Linked DNA regions of Homo sapiens: region 1 is linked to region 2. Evidence: read pairs that join two places in POLR2A ChIA-PET (ENCODE). Cell type or tissue: MCF 10A. All regions are shown on one strand. Each heading gives the region's core, and the rest is flanking DNA. Links, peaks and the distances in the headings are about the cores only.

Region 1 (7,188 bases), core at 1,114-6,113, 270 kb before region 2:
CGCCTCCTGGGTTCAAGCGATTCTCCTGCCTCAGCCTCCCGAGTAGCCGGAATTACAGGTGCGCACCACAACACCCAGCTAAATTTTTGTATTTTTAGTAGGGACGGGGTTTTACCACATTGGCCAGGATGGTCTTGATCTCTTGACCTCGTGATATGCCCACCTTGGCCTCCCACAGTGCTGGGATTACAAGCGTAAGCCACTGAGCGGGGCCCCTTTTTGTATTTTTAGTAGAGACAGGGTTTCGCTATGTTGGCCAGGCTGGTCTTGAACTCCTGGCCTCAGGTGATCCACCCGCCTCGACCTCCCAAAGTGCTGGGATTACAAGCATGAGCCACCCCACCCGGCCTGACATGGATAATCTACAGCAATAGATAGCTGTGGCACCTTGTTTGCATTCCTAGATTTTCAGAATGCACACAGACCACAAGAGCAGAAGCACCTGTGTGGAGCATCAACTTAGTTGTGCACACCTGGAAGGCAGAGCTTTAAGTGACTCCAACTTACTGAGCCTCCACCACTGGCCAGTCATTGTGCAGCTTCCACAAATACCATCACGTACTAGGTACTTAATAAGTATTTATGGAATAAGTGAATAAATGTCTTAGTTAACACACACTGTATCCCTGGGAGGTAGGAACTGTTTTATTATTACTATTACTATATATTTTTTAAGATGCAGTTTTGCTCTTGTTGCCCAGGCTGGAGTGCAATGGCATAATCTCGGCTCACTGCACCCTCCACCTCCTGGGTTCAAGCAACTCGCCTGCCTCAGCCTCCCGAGTAGCTGGGATTACAGGCATGTGCCACCACGCCCGGCTAATTTTGTATTTTTAGTAGAGACGGGGTTTCTCCATATTGGTCAGGCTGGTCTCAAACTCCCGACCTCAGGTGATCCACCCACCTCAGCCTCCCAAAGTGCTGGGATTACAGGCGTGAGCCACTGCGCCTGGCCCAAAAACATTTTTAATGAATGCATGTGTGCCTGTGTGACAACATCAGGAGGAACACATGCTTCCTCCACCCCATCCTCACACAGAGTGGGGCTCTGCCAGCCTTGTTTGTGCTCTGTGACCGTATCACCTGACCATAACCAAATGGACTCAGGACAAACATCTCACCCAAATTGTTCCTACCAGCTCCTCTCATCTTAGAAAAGTCAGGGCCAGGAGACAGCTGAGTCAGCTTCTAAGGGTTGTTGAAATGGTCCCATGCAGACTCTGGTATTGCATCGTGGGCATTTTCTGCTGTGTGGGGCAGAACAGGCCTGTTTGTGTTGAAACAGAGAAATAACACAGATGAGAAAGGTAGAGCATCCTAGTGGCAGCCTACTCACTGAATCCAGATCTTCGTCAGCGTCTTGTTGCATCCCTGTGCCTGGTTTATGAGACATCTCTGTATCCTTTATCTTTTTTATTTTAAAATATATTTTAAAGATTTTTAAAAAATTATTTATTTATTTATTTATTTAGAGAAGGAGTCTCACTCTATTGCCCAAGCTGGAGTGCAGTGGTGCGATCTCAGCTCACGGCAAACCCTCCCTCCCGGCTTCAAGCGATTCTCCTGCCTCAGCCTCCCGAGTAGTTGGGATTACAGGCGCGCACCACTTCACCTGGCTAATTTTTGCATTTTTAGTAGAGATGGGGTTTTGCCACGTTGGCCAGGCTGGTCTTGAACTCCTGACCTCAGGTGATCTGCCCGCCTCGGCCTCTCAAAGTGCTGGGATTACAGGCATCAGCCACCATGCCCAGCCTATTTTTTTTTTTTTAACTTTTTTGTATTTTTAAAGACAGGGTATTGCTGTGTCACCCAGTTTGGAGTGTGATGGCACAATCACGGCTTAGTGTATTCTCGAATTTCTAGGCTCAAACCATCCTCCTGCCTCAGTCTCCTAAGTAGCTGGGACTGTAGGCACATGCCACCATGCCTGGCTAATTTTTAAATTTTTTTTGAGGTACAATGTCTGGCTATATTGTCCAGGCTGGTCTGGAACTCCTGGGATCAAGCAATCCTCCCACCTTGGCAAACCTAAAGTGCTAGGATTACAGGTGTGGGCCACTGCATCCAATCTCTATATCCTTTATTAAATTCTCCCTTTTTCCCATAATCCCAGCACTTTGGGAGGCTGGGGCAGGTGGATCACCTGAGGTCAGGAGTTTGGGACCAGCCCGGCCAACATGGTGAAACCCTATCTCTACTAAAAATACAAAAATTAGCCAGGCATGGTGGCAGGCACCTGTAATCCCAGCTACTCGGGAGGCTGAGGCAGGAGACTTACTTGAACCCGGGAGGCAGAGGTTGCAGTGAGCCAAGATCACACCATTGCACTCCAGCCTGGGCGACAAGAGCTGAAACTCCATCTCAAAAAAAAAAAAATCTCCCTTTTTGGTGACAGCTGGTTTAAATGCATTGATACTTGCAACCAAAATATCCTAACAATCATTACTTTAAGGAAATAGGGAAGATAGGACTCTCAGCCACAAGACCAGGCCTCCGGGAACCAGTTAAAAGAAACACGCAGGACAGACTACTGCCTGAGCAGGAACCAGTTAAAAGAAACACGCAGGACAGACTACTGCCTGAGCAGTCTCTGTAAGTAAAGACTACACCAGCCACTTTACAATACCAGGTGTACAGGCTGGAATGTAAGCTCCATGAGGGGAGGGCTCTATAGCCAAACAGTCAAAGCCCTCCTTGATGTGGCTTCTGCCTCCCAGCCTCAGCCCCAAATGTTGGGTTGGGCACTGGCCAGGTTGTAATGTGCCATTCTAAAGCCTCCCCAGCTGTCACACCTATAAATCTAAGCCAGGGTTCCAGCCCACCAGGAAGATGGTATAACAAGTTCTAGAAGTGGCATTGGGCTTTCCAAGTACCTTCATCCCCACTGTCTCCTGTGATCATCCCATCAGGGTCCACCAGCCCAACTTTAGGGACATGGGAATGAGGGAGGCAAAGGGGTTAAGCAACCTGCCTGAGGGGTAGGTGAATAGAACTGGGACTTAAATTCAAGTCTGAGCCAACCGCGCTACTGGGAGAAGGATTGAATAACACTTGATCTTTATTATCGTAGTTTTAAAGATGAGGAAACTTTAAATGAGATACCTAGAGTAGTCAAATTCACAGAGAAAGTAGAACGGAGGTTGCCAGGGATTAGGGGTAACAGGGAATGGGGAATTATTATTTAGTGGGTTCAGATGGATGATGGCAATGGTTGCACAACAGTGTGAATGCACTTAATGACACTGAACTGTAATCTTAAAATAGGTAAAATGGTAAAATTTATGTCATGTAGTTTAATTTTAAGTGAGGAAACTGAGGTCTAACAGGATAAAGGTGTAGAGCAGATTTTTTTTTTTCTGGGATGGAGTCTTGCTCTGTCACCCAGGCTGGAGTGCAGTGGCACGATCTCGGCTCACTGCAACCTCTGCCTCCCGGGTTCAAGCAATTCTCCTGCCTCAGCCTCCCGAGTAGCTGGGATTACAGGCGCCTGCCACTGCGCCTGGCTAATTTTTGTATTTTTAGTAGAGATGGGGTTTCACCATGTTGGCCAGGCTGGTCTCCAACTCCTGACCTTGTGATCCACCCGCCTTGGCCTCCCAAAGTGCTGGGATTACAGGCATGAGCCACCACGCCCGGCCTTAGACTAGATTTTATACAAAGTCTGGGGACAAACCAGGTTCAATTATTAGCTCGGCCACTTGCTGACCTACTCAACCCTGGGCAAATCACTCTGAAACTGTGCTTCAGTTTCCTCCTTTGAGAAACAGGATAAAAAACAGTAAATCTAGAATTCGTTATGAGAATTAAATGAGATATTAATAACTCCATACCAATCACTTACCTGGCACATAGTAAATTAGCAACACATACAACATTATTATGACAAGGTTTCTCAACCCAGAGCAAGAACAGCCTTTCAGACGCTTGAAGAGTCTTGGCGCTTATCTGTTGCAACCCCTTTGTTACAAAGCTGAAGAGACTGAGGGACAATGACTTGCCCGAAGTCACCCAGCCAACTTGTAACAGAGCCCAGAGTTGAACCAAACCACTCTTCTCTGAGTCCAGAGATCCCCAGCTCCAGCCAGCTCACACTGCTTTCCCTTTTTAAAGAAATGAACTGCGGTGGATTTGAGGCATGAATTTCAAGCCTCAATGTGGAAAGCAGGGGCTCCTGTGGCTCTCAACCGATTCTCTCTCCCTCTTGCAAAGCATGAGTCAGCTCCAGTATAATGTGTGAGTCAGCCAGCTCCTCCGTGATGAATGTGCATATGACTGCCAGGTGGCATCCAGGTGGGAGCTGGGCGGGGCAAGCGGGCACAGCTAGACACCGGCTGCTCTGTCTGGGCATAAGCTGTGTGCTTTCTTTCAGATCCAAATTGCTGCATGGTGGTATCTATAAGTCAGGAGGCCCAGGTTTTACACCTTCAATTTGCTTCCAAATTCCTTCTTCACTGTGATCTCAAGCAAGTGGCTTAATTTCTCTGTGCCTCAGTTTTCACAACTGTGGATACATGAATAATTCTAGTCTTGCCTGCAGCATAAGGTGTGGGGAGGACCCAAGGAATGACATGTGGGAAGGAGTTTTGCAGAGTTACAAAGTTATATCAAAGCCAGGTACAGTGGTGCTGGCCTGTTGTCCCAGCTACTTGGGAGGCTGAGGCAGGAGGATTGCTTGAGCTCAGGAGTTTGAGGCCAGCCTGGGCAACATAGCAAGACCCTACCTCTAAAAAGAAAAAAAAAAAAAGAAAGAAAAAGTTATATCGGCATGAAAGGCATTGTTTTTCCACTTCTCTGGAGAAATATGATTCTAAGAATAAAACAAAACTGTGCCAGGCTATTTGTTTTTCCCATCAGTCCTTGGGCTTCTCAGGATCCTTCTGGTCTCCTTGCTGTTCCCCCAGCCTCAGGGTGCCAGGTTACTTCCTCAGACTCAACACTTGTGGAGGGCTTACTGTGCACCAGGCCCAGGGCCAAGCCATTGAATCCTCCCCAGAGATCTCCAAGGTCAACATCATTCTGGGTCTTAAAAAAAAAAAAGAGGGCCGGGCGCGGTGGCTCACACCTGTAATCCCAGCACTTTGGGAGACCGAGGCGGGTGGATCACTTGAGGTCAGGAGTTCAAGACCAGCCTGGCCAAACATGGTAAAACCCTGTCTCTACTAAAAATACAAAAAAATTAGGTGGACGTGGTGGTGGGCGCCTGTAATCACAGCTACTCAGGAGGCTGAGGCAGGAGAATCGCTTGAACCCGGGAGACAGAGGTTTTAGTGAGCCGAGATTGTGCCAGTGCACTCCAGCCTGGGCAAAAAGAGTGAGACTCCGTCTCAAAAAAAAAAAAAAGATTATTATGGGCCTTATTTTACAGAGAGAAAACTGAGGCTCACTGGTAATAAGGAACTCGCCAATCACAAGGTGGAGCTGGGCCATGAAGCCAGACTTTTGGAACGTTCCAGAGTTCTGCCCACCCCACGGGGAAGAAAAGCTCCTCGGGGAGGCATCATCAGGTCCTCTTCTTCCAACCTCACAGACCTCCAGAAAACAATACGTGGAAATTGAGAGGGGAAGACCCCTGCAACCCTGAAGAAAATCAGGCTTTGAGAATGTAAAAAAATGGAAATAATAATAGTTACCACGTTTCAAGTATTTACTGTAGGATAGTCACCTGATACACGTTTCCTTACTTCATATTCACAATAATTCTTAGAGGTGAGTACTGCTATTATCCCCATCTTACAGTTGGGGAAACTGAGATTCAGGTGAGGTAACATGCCCAAAGACACATAGCTAGCAGGTCTGTTTCCAAAACCTGTGGTCCACCCACCAAATACCACTGTCAGCCTCCTCCTTCATTCATTCTTTGATTAATTCATTTATTAAACATTTATAGCTTCTTTCTTGTGCCAAATAACTTGCTGGACAGAGGCAAGACAGGAATACCTGAGCCCCAGCCCTAGAGGAGGTCATTATCTCAGAGGAAGATAAGGCTCAAATAATTGTAATCTAAGCGATAAGAGCCAGGCAAAGCAAACTGCTTGTACTGTTGCTGGATCAGAGCAGGCAGTGCCAGTTGGAGTTTTTGTTGTTTTTATTGCTTTCTTTAAAGGCAGAGAATCTGGCAGCATTTGATTTAAAACAAGTTTCTCTAGAGTCAAGTCATCCATTTATTATTATTTTTTATTTTTATTAAAAAAAAATTTTTTTTGAGACGGAGTCTTGCTCTGTTGCCCAGGCTGGAGTACAGTGGTGCAATCTCAACTCACTGCAACCTCCGTCTCCTGGGTTCAATAGGTTGTTCTGCCTCAGCCTCCCAAGTAGCTGGGATTACAGGTGCACACCACCACGCCTGGCTAATTTTTGTATTTTTAGGAAAGATGGGGTTTCATCATGTTGGTCAGGCTGGTCTCGAATGCCTGACCTCATGATCCCCCTGCCTTGGCCTCCCAAAGTGCTGGGATTACAGGTGTGAGCCACTGCGCCTGGCCTATTTATTTATTTTTAGAGATGGGGTCTCACCATGTTGCCCAGGCTGGACTTGAACTTTTGAGCTCAAGCAATCCTCCTGCCTCAGCCTCTTTAGTAGCTGGGACTATAGGCACGCACCACCACACCTGACTCCATTTATTTTTTCAATCCAGGTGCTGGAACTCACACTACCTGTGTGATTTTGGGCAAATTACTTCCCTGAGCCTCAGTTTTCTCCTTTAGAAAACAGAGAGAAAAAGGCCAGGCGCAGTGGCTCACGCCTATAATCCCAGCACTTTGGAAGGCCAAGGCGGGCGGATCACGAGGTCAAGAGATCGAGACCACCCTGGCCAACATCATGAAACCCCGTTTCTACTAAAAATACAAAAATTAGCTGGGCGTGGTGGTGCGCACCTGTAATCCCAGCTACTTGGGAGGCTGGGGCAGAAGAATCTATTGAACCCGGAAGTCGGAGGTTACAGCGAGCCGAGATTGCGCCACTGCACTCCAGCCTGGCAACAGTGAGACTCCATCTCAAAAAAAGAAAAAAAAAAGAAAATAGAGAAATACTTATTTCATAGAGTTGCTGTTGGAATTAAATTAACTGAAATGTTGTATTCCTTCATTCAACAAAAATGTAGGAGACCCAGTGTGAGGCAGGTGCTGTTTTTGGTGCTGGGGACACTGGAAGAAGCAGATGGAGACACTCCCTTGGAATTACAGAAA
Region 2 (7,188 bases), core at 1,128-6,127:
CCTGGCTAACACAGTGCAACCCCATCTCTATTAAAAATACAAAAATTAGCTGGGTGTGGTGGCACGCACCTGTACTCCCAGCTACTAAGGTGGCCGAGGCAGGAGAATCGCTTAAACCTAGAGGTGGAGGTTGCAGTGAGCCAAGATTGTGCCACTGTACTCCAGCCTGATGACAGAACAAGACTCCGTCTCAAAAAGAGAAAAGATCAGCCAGACTAGGCTTAGGATTTAAGGTGTTGAGAACCACATAATTACAAGCTCACCAACCTCCATGTTCCTAAGCAGCTTTCCCATGGGTTTTATATTACTTGTTTCCATCTCTAGGACATAAGGAGCTGAACCAATATTTGATGACCACACCAGGCAGTGTGACAGGTTGTCCTAACACTTCAATTGGCATCTTCAATTGACACACTGAAACAAATTCTCCCAAGGTGACAAAACTAAGTGGAGCAGGATGAGAGTCTGGTCGGTCTAGGCTAGAGCAATGCCCTTTTAAACAATGCCTCACAGCCAAAGGGACCCACCCAAAATCTACACTCAAGTCTTTCTTACAAATGAGCTAAATCCTTCAATGAAAAATGGCCAGGTTATCAGAGTATGTATTTTCTAATTTTTAGTATGGGCCCACAGGCATGCCACTTAAAGGATTAGAGATTTTGAGACATTTTACCTGAGGGAATTACCAGTGAGCATCATCTATTTGTAGACTGGGTCAAGCTAAGGGTCCTATAAATAGCTAAATACTTACAAACTAAAGCAAAACTAGACAAATTTACACAAAGACAATTATTTAAGACCTTTATTAACAGGTGCTTGCAGTTTGTTGACTTTTTTGAAAAAATCAAGTTGTAAACTTTTATTACAAATTAAAAATGAAGTTCTTAAAAATCTCAACTTGACCAGATATGAAACAATTTAAAAACCTTTAAAGGCGTATTGAGAAAAACCAGGCTTTTTTAAAAAACACGTTTGTTATTACCAAAAAGAGACGTCTTTAGGTAAAAATAATAAAAACCCCATGCTGCATAGATAATGCAGATAGTTCTATTTATCTGGTCAACGGGCAAAAAGCAAGCACTTTAGGTCTTCAGCTCCAATCTTTTGTTCATTTCTTATTGCTGGAATTTCATATTTCTTCTTGTTGGATGACTAAACTGTAAAGAAAAAAATAAAGATGATCATGTAGAATTCATGGTGATCTTCATTTAGTGTAGTACATGCCCTAGTTTACATTACTTGTGTATTGGGAGACATTAACAGATCTCTTGCCATCCAGCAAATAGTAAACGGGAAAAAACCAAAAGCACCACTGGTTGAATGCTAATTTTGGAGGGAACAACAATCACGTACCTCTCGATATCATGTAAAAAGCGAAATGAAAAAGAATCCCTTAATTTTGGAATTAAGGGTAATAAAAACAAGTGAGCTAATGAGCTAAAGTAACAAGAACGTAATTGTATCATGTGGTCTGCCAGAGAATTATTATTATTAATCTACAGGCAGTTTAAATAAACCATGATAAACCACGTGTCATTCTAGGAGTTTTTTAGACACGAAACACTCTCGTCTTTTTCCGGGAACAACATAAACCAACAAAAAAAAAAAACAATTAGAAATGATTAAAAGATTATATTAATGTTGCCACTTTCTCCAAACAGACTCTATTTGTCACCATCTAGGTTAATTCTAACAGCTATCCCCACTTCCTTTTTGAAATAATGCATAAATAATAATGTAATTAACATATTTCTCAGAATACAGCTAGCAAAACTTTCCTCTGTTTACTAGTGAAATCATAAAATTCATTCAGAAAAGTTGATAGAAAGCACTAATAGTTCAAAATACTCATGAAAATACAGGTCTCCAGTGTCAGAATTGAGAACTAGCTGAAGGGTGGCCAAATATGACTCTGATATTCAATATTCCTAAAATGAAATATTAGGTAATTAAGAATAGGGCAGAACACATTATAAATAACATGGCTTTCATTATCTGATGGAACTGAGGTTTTTCTACTCTTGCATTAATAAAACGAAATGGTCACCACTCACGACTGCCATAAATGGATGGCCATCCAAGCTTGCTTACCCGGATGATGGTAGAGATGGTAAGCCGGCATTTACTCAGCCCCGCCCTGCTCAGCCTCGGGAGCGGACGAATTCTCAGCTGGTGGATCGGCTGCTTTTGTCTCTTTGCCATCTTGTGGTTTAGGGTTTTCTGGGCGTCTGCGTCGGTAATTGAAGTTGCGGCGGTACCGACGTTGAGGTGGCTGCTGACCTTGGGTCTCATCTCCTTGATTTTCTTTATCTTCTTCATTGCCGTCCTCTCTAGGCTGTCTTTGGCGAGGAGGGCCCCTGCAATGAACGGTGTCAAACTTAAGAATGATAAAACCTTCTCTCTTCAACACACCCACCAGTGTAACCAGTTGGTTCACAACTAACTCACCATGTCTGGCCCATTCTGTATCAAGTGGTCTGTAGGCAATTTGTGTAAAGAGATGGGTTTTTTTTTTTGGGGGGGGGGGGATGCTGAGTAGGGGGAAGAGTCTTGCTTTGTTGCCCAGACTAAAGTGCCATGGAATGATGACAGCTCACTGTGGCCTCAATCTCCCAGGCTCAAGTGATCTTCCCACCTCAGACTCCTGAGTAACTGGGACTATAGGCAAGCCCCCCACGTCTCATTAATGTCTGATTTTTAGTAGCGATGTGTTGCTATGTTTCCAAGGCTGGTCTTGAATTCCTGACCTCAAGCTATCCTCCCTCCTTGGCCTCCCAAAGAGTGCTGGGATTACAGGCTTGAGTCTTTTAATCACCAAGATAAAGATACTAAATTTTGGGATTTTCTTTCCCCCAGTGCTCAGAAATGATGGATTCCTGGCCTTTCCTCTGCCCATACTCTGAGCACTCCAGAAAGCCCCAGGCCTTTAGTATCCATGAGTCATCATGGGAATAAATTCACATTTACCTTTGTACATTCTAAAACTCTTTCCCCACATCTTTTGGAACTCATGATGAATCTTCAACAAAATTGTTCTGACTTTTCTCTGCAACCCTACAGTGGTGACTGTTCTAACCTTATTGTGGCTTCTAAATCAACTCTCCCAGTTTCTAAAAACTAGGCTTTCCATCTTATTTTGGATTCTGCTCCATTTACTATCTTTTTCTTACTGCAGTTATTACTAAGGTTCGAGTGTAACAGCTTCTAATAACCTGGGCTTTCAGACTGACCTCCCAGTCCAGCTGTTTTCTACCTGGGTTTTTTCAATTATACCACTCAACTTTCCAATTATGTACCTTCCTATTTTTCTTAGGTAATTCCTTATTGTTTTCTCATTCTTAATCTAGGACCTGTAATACAGCGATTCTATCACCTATTCATCTCACTCCAAGGTTGGGCACAGTGGCTCACACCTGTAATCCTAGCACTTGGGGAGGATCACTTGAGGGCAGGAGTTCAAGACTGCTTGAGTAACACAGTGCAACTCCATTTCTACAAAACAATTTAAAAAAAAAAAAACAACCCTCATTTTCCCCTTTTCTCCCCTCTTTATCCAAGTATAAAGTCTACCACTAATCATATGACCAATCCCTACCCCAGTGTCTTCATCTGGATAAACCAGATCTGGATAAATCAAACCAGATCTGGATAAACCAAATCTGGATAAATCCAACTCTCTGCCCAACCTGAGCCTGATGCCCAAATGGCTAGAAACACAGAGTCAAGCTGGGTGAACTCACTTCTAATTTATGATCGTTATCCTATTACTTATAAATTTACCATCTCTATTTTCTGTTCTAGAGGGTTCTTTGCCCCAAACTTTTCAAACTTCCTCTTTACTTTCGTCTCAATTTAGCAACCAAAGGCTTCCATGTCTTCCCATTAACACATGCGTGCCCATGTATTCTTGTTTCTTACACAGGAAAACGGCAGGTTCCTAACAAAAGGTCAACATTTTCACCTGTGGGCAAAACCCTACCCTCTCTGAGAAAGAAAACAGTTCCAGCAGTCACTTTCCTGCCATCAACTGTTATCCTGGATTGCATTTCAGCCTATAAATGTTATTTCTCAACAAAAAACCTCCCTTTTTGACCCCCCATTTTCCCCTTACTACTATTAGTCTCATTTTCAGCAACACTTGTACTATACTCTGTCTTAAGATTTCCCTTTCAGTTTGCTCTTGAACCCACACCAGTCAGAATTTCACACCATTCCATGCATTAGGGGCAGCATGTTTCATTTACTCTCATTTGAACAAAAGATTCCTGCACAGTTTGGAAAGTCTAGCATTCATTGATAACTTCCAAGCAATTTTATGTTACTTCTGCAACTATCTGGCAGGACTGAGCATTCTAAACATTGAAACACGTAGACATTAAGTCTAACTTAAACCAAAAGGCAAAAACCTCTGCACTGGAGGGGTAACAATGGACAAAGATACCTTTCTAAGAGACAAATCAACCGCAAGCTTGTTTGTCAATATAAAGACAAACAATTTACTCAACGGTGAACTGAAGCACTGAATACAAACACAAAATTATGCTATTTTTAAGGACATCAATGAAACTAGGCAAAACATTTAAGCTCTTCAGTGTAACAAAAGGTAAACCAAAGATTCTGCTGCTGGAACCCATGGACTTAACAGATGGACTGCCATGAGAGGCTATTTTAGACCTACTCTGAAAAATAAAAACCCATCTATCTTCAACATCCAGCATCTGGCTAACACAATCTCCTGGTAGAAAACTGAATCAGAGATCTTCAATTGTGGTAGTGATCAGTTAGGACCTCAGCTCTTTTAACTGAAAACTCAGGACAAGACATATTAATACAAAAAATATGATGACATCAGCTGCTCTTGCAAAACTCTCAATGTACATGTGCTGATAAATACATGTAATACAACCTCGACTAGATTCCCTAGTTCCTAAAACTTCACTAAGTGCTCCAACTTTGGTAAAATTTAAAAACCTATATACAGAAACCCCCTCTTATAGACTCACAGTATATTTTGGATATGTTGGATACTTCTAGAATAATAAACTTGACACTTAAAAATTTGGGGATTTAAAAGTTGCGATTTAAGTGATCAGTTAAGATGCGTTATTACTGTATTGGTTTGATTCTTCAGAGGTACCTGTCAGCTTTTGGGGATCACCTATGAAAACTCAATGCTTTGATATCAAACCCTTAGAGAAACAACTATTACACCATCCTATCCTACCACCGTGGGACTGGGAACACTGCCTCAAAGTATACTACGGCATGGACTAAAATATGCTTGGTTCATGGAATTTTTCCTCGATTACTCTAATAATGACATCTATTAATAAGATTTCTAATACCCACTCAAGTAGATAGTTGTCTAACGACAGACTGGATTTCCCCCCGCAGAATGTAAATTCTTGGTGGAGCAATTTCATTTTGCAACTTTGAGCTGACAACTCCCAACTCCAAAAAAAAGGGGGTACATATCTAAACTGAGAAGTGTTTAGTGGAAGATAATGTATGCCATTTCAAGTGATAACACTGTTGATTCTTCACTAATGCCATGGTACAATTCAGATACTCCTAATGCTTTCCTTTCTCCCTACCAAGGAGGCAGGTTTAAAAGGTGTGGTTTAAAATATTATCTTACCTGTTCAAGGACAGAAAATTTGAAATTCCAAACCCTCATCATTTTCTAAAAAAATTTATGTATAAAGCAGACCTCATCTATACAAGCTGTTTTTAATAGGTTCACCTCTTAGGCATCTGATGAAAGAAAACGTGAAGTGTTAACAGAAAAATGAGTCTGCAGGAGAGGCATGATATTGCTGAGTCCTAACACGGGTTTGAGGAAATTTTAATAGAAACATGTTTACGTGGACCATACCTGCGGAATCGTGGTCTATATCCCCGATACATATTCTGCCTCACTGGTCTACCTTGTTCTCCTGCACCCTGGTTGTCAGCACCCTGAAAAAGACAATGGAAATTAAGCCTACTGGGTCAGTAATATAATAAAAAAACCCAACCAGATAAATCCAAGAGTTAAAAAACAAACAAAACAGACCATCTAGTAATTGTGACTACATTATAAATTAATCCTTTTGGTTCTTACTAGGAATCCAAGTTGCTTTCCATATAATTAACAGCTCTAAACAGTCCTACCAGAACTTATCACATTGCTGTTGTTGATGGTGAAACTTACCTCCATCACTTCTCCCTGCACAGGAGGGTTGGAATACTGTGGTCGACGCCCATAGGGTCTCCGCATGTAGTAAGGTGGGAACCTTCGCCTGCGGTAGGGCCGGCGTTGTTGGGCCTGGCCTTCGGGAGCACTCTCCGATCCCTCGTTCTTTTCCCCACTCTCACTATTCTGGTAATTTTGCTGGTAATTGCGTGGAGGACCCCTACGACGTGGATAGCGTCTATAATGGTTACGGTCTGCTGCATATTTACTGCCTTGAACTGGAACACCACCAGGACCTGTAACATTTGCTGCCTCCGCACCCTACAAAAGCCATTACATATTGATAGTGACAAAGGAAATCAGAACACTTTCAACACTTTCAAAAGGAAATCAGAACATTTTCAAACAAAGCAAAAAACAACAAAGTTAAGGAAAAAAAAGGGGGGGGGGGCGCAACTGCGTGACCAGGGGTGCACAGAAATGACTAAATATCAGTTCCTCACTGTTCTGAAGAGATTGCCCTCTAACTGCAGCCAGAACATTAGGCTTGATGCACCTGTGTTCATGAGGTCACCTGAACACATCCATCCACATTAGAGCCACCATCCTAATGGATGAGACCTCCAAAATATTTCCATACTGAAGTCAAACCTTTACACAAAAAGCATCCTCACCTTTTCTCCTTCAACAACATCAAACTCCACAGTCTCTCCATCTCCTACACTGCGAAGGTACTTCCTGGGGTTATTCTTCTTTATGGCAGTCTAGTAATATCACATTCCAAAAATAGATTAACAGGGGAGAATAATGTGCTTTTTCATTTAAAATGTACCAGAGTCAATATTATTTTAGCTTGGATATACACTTAAGATTTGCTTTAAATAAGACCAAACCATCAATAAATTTAGGAAAGCGGGGACCACACTATCCCCAACTTCAACAAAAACACTCCAATCATACAAGGCCCCAGCATTGTACCACTATTTACAAAACTAAAACAAGTAATTTAACAC

What was found. ChIA-PET counts read pairs that join two places held together with the same protein. Peaks named below come from ENCODE experiments on the same cell type or tissue, not always from the same donor. Only the 100,000 strongest peaks of a DNase experiment are listed, where the experiment ranks them.
Region 1: POLR2A ChIA-PET joins it to region 2 with 5 read pairs; 3 of 35 experiments call an interaction of 5 or more read pairs at or near these places.

Annotation. Positions count from the first base shown.
Region 1 is chr1:42,964,328-42,971,515 of GRCh38, reverse strand. It overlaps SLC2A1-DT (SLC2A1 divergent transcript), which reads right to left. Exons shown (of 4, transcript NR_033967.1): 2 at 1,122-1,267. Among named protein-coding and RNA genes, the nearest start is that of SLC2A1-DT, 8.9 kb to the right of the region's middle. RefSeq lists enhancers at 1-48, 49-550. In MCF 10A, for the core only: no CTCF peak of the experiment used is centred there; a DNase peak (open chromatin) is centred at 4,235.
Region 2 is chr1:42,695,950-42,703,137 of GRCh38, reverse strand. It overlaps YBX1 (Y-box binding protein 1), which reads right to left. Exons shown (of 8, transcript NM_004559.5): 4 at 6,850-6,939; 5 at 6,194-6,496; 6 at 5,876-5,958; 7 at 2,092-2,357; 8 at 1-1,157. The coding sequence ends at 2,123. Among named protein-coding and RNA genes, the nearest start is that of YBX1, 17 kb to the right of the region's middle. In MCF 10A, for the core only: no CTCF peak of the experiment used is centred there; no DNase peak of the experiment used is centred there.